Linked DNA regions of Mus musculus: region 2 is linked to region 1. A link is a loop called in an ENCODE intact Hi-C map of the cell type or tissue named here. Cell type or tissue: heart. All regions are shown on one strand.

Region 1 (2,500 bases):
CTTCAGTTTCTTAGGTCAGAATGAGTCACTTGTGAGCCTTAGAGGAGAAGGATTTTGCTGATTAGTTTGCACTGGGACAGTTTGCCCCACCCCTAGGGTTAAAGTGGCATCAATTACAGAGTGCCAGGGCTGTCCAGCCTTCTTGACATTGAGTTGTGACATTGTCATCTACAAGTGTGTTAGACCACAGGGACACATGCAGCCTGAGGGGGGCCGGTTGGACATGCCTGGGGTCATTCTGTTGAGACAGACAGACAGACAGCCAAGTCAGTGCTCACTCGTTACCTCTGACTTTGTGCCATCCACCGACTTCCTCATCTGCTCCATGCCAAAGTCTTTCCACACAATGACTCCAACCACAGAGGTGGAACCAAGACCCCGAGGTGACAGGGAACTTTACCCAGTGTCACACAGCTGGCGGTGAGTGGAAGTGGAATCCGAGCCAAGCTGAACAAATATTTCTATTTATTGCCAACCTCCTGCCTTACCCAGTTGCTCAAACAGCTAGGGATTAGGATAGGCATGCAGGTGGCTGAGTCAGCGTTCTGAATCAGCAGTGTGAATGCTGGCTGTCCTTCTGGGGAACTGTGGAAGAGCACACACTGCATCTCCCTGCAGTAGGATCCCGAGTGTACTGGCAAGAGCTGTCAGGAAAACAGATAAACAGCAACGGGGCATCCTAGCTCCGTGGAGCCTTGCAATCCTTAGAGATCTGAATGCTACCGATGTCTAGTTGTCTCAGCAAGGCAGGCAAAGGAGGAGCAGGAGAGATCTGCTCACCTCCAGCTGAGCAGCAACAGGAAGCAGAAGCTGCCCAGTGGTGAACACAGTTCCTGGACCAGGCAGAGCTGAACACACAGACAGAAACCTAGCAGTTGCAACTTGCTGTCAGCCACCCCACCGAGCCTTCATCCCGGCAGATCTTGCCTGGCAGAATCTGGAGCTCAGGTGTGATGGCAGGTAGGTAGATAACCTAGTGAGAGGTGAGGACATGCCTCCTGATGGTGATCAGAGAGAGCTGGCCTTAGTGGCTCAAGACTAATCCTAGGGCTGGTGAGATGGTTCAGCGATGAAGAGCACTGACTGCTCTTCCGAAGGTCCTGAGTTCAAATCCCAGCAAGCACATGGTGGCTCACAAGGACCATAATGAGATCTGATGCCCCCTTCTGTCGTGTCTGAAGACGGCAACAGCCGGGCGGTGGTGGTGCACTCCTTTGATCCCAGCACTTGGGAGGCAGAGGCAGGCGAATTTCTGAGTTCGAGGCCAGCCCAGTCTACAGAGTGAGTTCCAGGACAGCCAAGGCTACACAGAGAAACCCTGTCTTGAAAAAAACCAAAAACAAAAAAACCAACCAAACAAACAAAAAACAGCAGAACTCTACAAAAGCTTTCTCCATTGACCTGTGGCAGCGGCTGCTGAAGAGACTGAGTAGTGGCTACACTAAATCATTCTCAAACCCTACTGGGCCTAAGCTATCTGGGGACTCAGTCTGTCCCCTCTGTGGAGATCAGTGTCCTATGGGCTACACTGAGACAGAACAGGGACCCAGGTGAGCTCTGGAAGTAGGTACAGCAGGGATTCCAAGGACCCTGGTTCCTCTGTGGATAGGAGTGGGCTGTTTACATGAGGAACCCTGAGCAGGAAAGGCAACCAAGCAGGGGATGGAGGTGTCCCCACCCGATCTTCTCCACCAGGAGCTTGGGGGTCAACTCATTGGTGAGAGCCTTTAGCTCTCTAGGCCAAAGGGTAAACCTGCTATTGCCAGGAGGAAGCCACTCTCTAAGCTGAAGACAGAACAAGGTTCGAGATGCTGCACGGATAATCACAGGATTGCCAGTACCTCAGAGTGAAGAGAAGACACCCGTCATTGTGATTCTGAGATCAAAACTAATCCCCACACCCCCACACCTGTCAGCAGACATTCACAAACTTTTGAAACTTTTGCTGTTCCTTATTTATTCTGTGTGGTTTGAGGCAGCTGCCTCACTATGTCAGTAAGCCCTGTCTATAAATTGTAACCCTCAGCTTCTATAAGTCTGGAGATTACAGGCCTGAGTCACAATACCTGGCAAAGCAGGATTCTTTTAAAAGCAAATGGCCACACCTTGGCTCTGTGGAACTCAGCCCTCTGGCCACCTCACGGGTGCCTGTGAGGGGAAGCCACCATCATCTCCTCCTGTCTGAGAGTCATTACCTTCATCTGACAGACTGAGCAAAATAACATATGAGATGCGTTCTCCCAACCCAGAAGTGCTCATAAATGTAAATTGTGATTATTTTAAGCCTGACACATCCGAGGGTAAAGATTAACCTCCCTAAAGTCCTATGAAAATCCAAAAGGCTGTCATAAATGCCATATGTTTATGTATATCACTTACAGGAGAACATCCAGGCTCTCTCTTTGGGCCCATTCCTCCCCCCCCCCCGGGCTTTATGTGTGATTTGAACAGACTTGATATCTAAGTTGGCAGATCAATTACAGAGGGGAGAGAGGTTGCC
Region 2 (2,500 bases), 61 kb before region 1:
ACAGGGGGACAGATCCCCCTTTCTCACCCACATCTCAGCAAACACCTGTGACTGCTGAGTCGGAGAGGTCTCCTGGTCACAGGATACTCCTCGGAGCAGGTGGGCATCCTGGGGAGGAGCCCGTGTCCCCTGAGGGCAGGGCCACCTGGCTCAGCCAGAATATCTGGGGCTGGGAGCCAGGCCAGTCCTCTCCCTGAGGCAGGCGGCTCCCTGCAAGTGGGTGGGGCAACCTGCTTTGCCCTGCTCAAGCCCTCTGGGTGTGATTCTTTTCCAGGCCAGCAGCTCCCAGGCACTTCCTTTAAAAACACCTTGGGCAGAGACCCAGGTTCTCATTCTGCACCCACTTCTCCCAGACTCTTGTCACCCCACCTCTTCTGTTAGGGTTTCCAACCCTCACCACATCTTCCCACCGGTATGGCTCCTTCTCTCTGTCCCCCAAACTGCTGATCTATTTCCCCAGGCTGTCACAGTGACTCTGCCTTCTCACCTGGATGGACACATCTCAGGATCTCCTGAGACTGACTGCAAGATAGCCTGTCTTCTCAAAGGAACTCAGGACTCATAAAGCAAGACCCACAACACAGCAGGGGTAAAAGCTCACCACCCACCCTGCCCCGCAGTTGCTAAGTTCTCACTGTCCGTAATAACAAGAGCTGCTGCCTCCTGCTTACCTTGACAGATCCTTTCAACACACACCACTCCATTCTCCAGACCCAGTCGCATGGGAAAGTGCTATCTATTACTGTCCCATTTTGCAGGCAGTAAATCTGAGGCTTAAAAGTTCATGTTATCTGCAGCCATTCATTCAACAAAGACATTCATTGCAAAGCCAGGCTGAGCTGGATTGTGAACTCAGGTTTTATAAGTTTCAACCTTTCTAAATTTTTTTTTTTGAGGCAGGGTCTCAAGTAGCCAAGACTGTTCTCCAACTCATTATGTAGTGAAAGATGACCTTGAGTTTATAAGCATCCTCCCCCACTTCCCGAGTGCTAAGATTATAACTGTAGACTATCACACTCAATTTATTAATTGAACCTAGGGCCTGATGCTAGGCAGGCTCTTTGCCAACTGAGCCACATTCCTTCAGGGTTTTCTGTTGGGGTGCCTTGGGCTGTCCTTGCCAACCAGGGAAATCTGGAGTCCTCGGGAGGCCAGCTGGGCTGGGGACAGCTCCAAGTCAGAGACCACGAGCTGGGATGTTGCACCGGGCTTGCCAATTCTGTCACTTCTTGAGTGGGGTAAGGTTAAGGGGTGACTCTGGCAATCCACAGCCTGTGACAAAGTCTCAGTCCAAAGGGACACCAGCCAGGAAAGTCAGCATCCTCTCTCCGTGCACTTCTGGCATGGTCAGGAGCCCAGGACCCACACCAGCGCCCTGGCCTTTGATTTTGGCAGCACAGCCTCCTTCCTCCCGCCACACCACCTTAAGACTCCTCCTTAAGCCACACTGGCCCTCTGGGAGGCTGCTGGAGAGGTGCCTCATCGATGCCTCCACACCCGACACCTCCCATGCCCGAGCCTTCTTTGAAACCGAACCAGAAGTGGCAGCTCCTCTGGCTGACCTGCATCAGGGATACAGAAACCTGGCTGACATTGATTCCGCCCGACCTCGGCCTCACCCCAGAGCAGGCCGAGGTAACCGTGACATCAGGCAAAGGGAAGGAACCGGAGGAAGTGGCTGGCAGTGCAATCTCCCCTCTGCCAAGAGGCTCTGCCCACAAACTGCCGTGGTGATGGGTGCAGCCTGCCCCTGCCGGGCCTTACCCTAAGCAGGCCAGTGAGACACAGCCCCTGTCCCCCAATCCCGGTTCTTACCAGGTAACGCCTGCACAAGGCCCGGGCCCAGAGGGCTGGGAGTAACACATTCAGGGGCTGTGGCTGCAGTTTAACAAGTCACCCAGGCCAGTTTGACACCCAGGTCACTGAACTGTTCCATCCGCCCTCGGAGCCCATCAAACCCTTCCTTCAATACTTTCTAGTCTGGAGGCCACATCCTCCCCCACCTCAGCCAAGAAGACGCTCCTTTCCTACTTGGTAAACTGCTTCTCATCCTTCAAGAGTCAATGTCACCTCCTCTAGGAAGGCCCCTCTGCTGTCCCTGACAGAATCCCCTGAGCTACTACAGAATTCCACCTCTTCCCTGCTAGATAGGTAGCTAAGTCATGGAATACCAGACTGTAGAGAACTGCGAGACCGGATGGATGCCACCTATACAGAGATGTCAGCAGCTGCACTGGCATCTATGGGACCTCTGCCCTGCACTCAGGAAACCCGTTCCACCAGGATTCCTCTTACCTGTCTAGAGGAAGCTGGAAGTCTGGAACCTGTCTCCCCCAGAAACAGAGCGACTAAGGGTAGTATCTAGATTTGGGGTGCAGGGTACTAATAACTGCCAGGTCTGTTCAGACCCTATGGGTGTGCATTTGGGTCTAGAGCCCCCCATTCTGCAGCTGCCACAGCAGTGCCCCCAGCCACTCCTCCACCCATGCACACCCTGAGC

What was found. Hi-C counts contacts between places; a loop is a spot of excess contacts. Peaks named below come from ENCODE experiments on the same cell type or tissue, not always from the same donor. Only the 100,000 strongest peaks of a DNase experiment are listed, where the experiment ranks them.
Region 2: a loop joins it to region 1, with 1.8 times the contacts of the local background. A loop is called at or near these places in 2 of 42 quality-filtered maps.

What each region holds. Positions count from the first base shown.
Region 1 is chr12:85,567,905-85,570,404 of GRCm38, reverse strand. Gm32348 (a long non-coding RNA gene) reads right to left here and starts at 581. Exons shown (of 5, transcript XR_381785.3): 1 at 286-581. In heart, a CTCF peak has its summit at 1,196 (motif pointing left); a DNase peak (open chromatin) is centred at 375.
Region 2 is chr12:85,629,070-85,631,569 of GRCm38, reverse strand. All of the region lies in intron 2 of Jdp2 (Jun dimerization protein 2), which reads right to left. Among named protein-coding and RNA genes, the nearest start is that of Jdp2, 31 kb to the right of the region's middle. In heart, no CTCF peak of the experiment used is centred here; a DNase peak (open chromatin) is centred at 1,259; H3K27ac peaks cover 356 bases.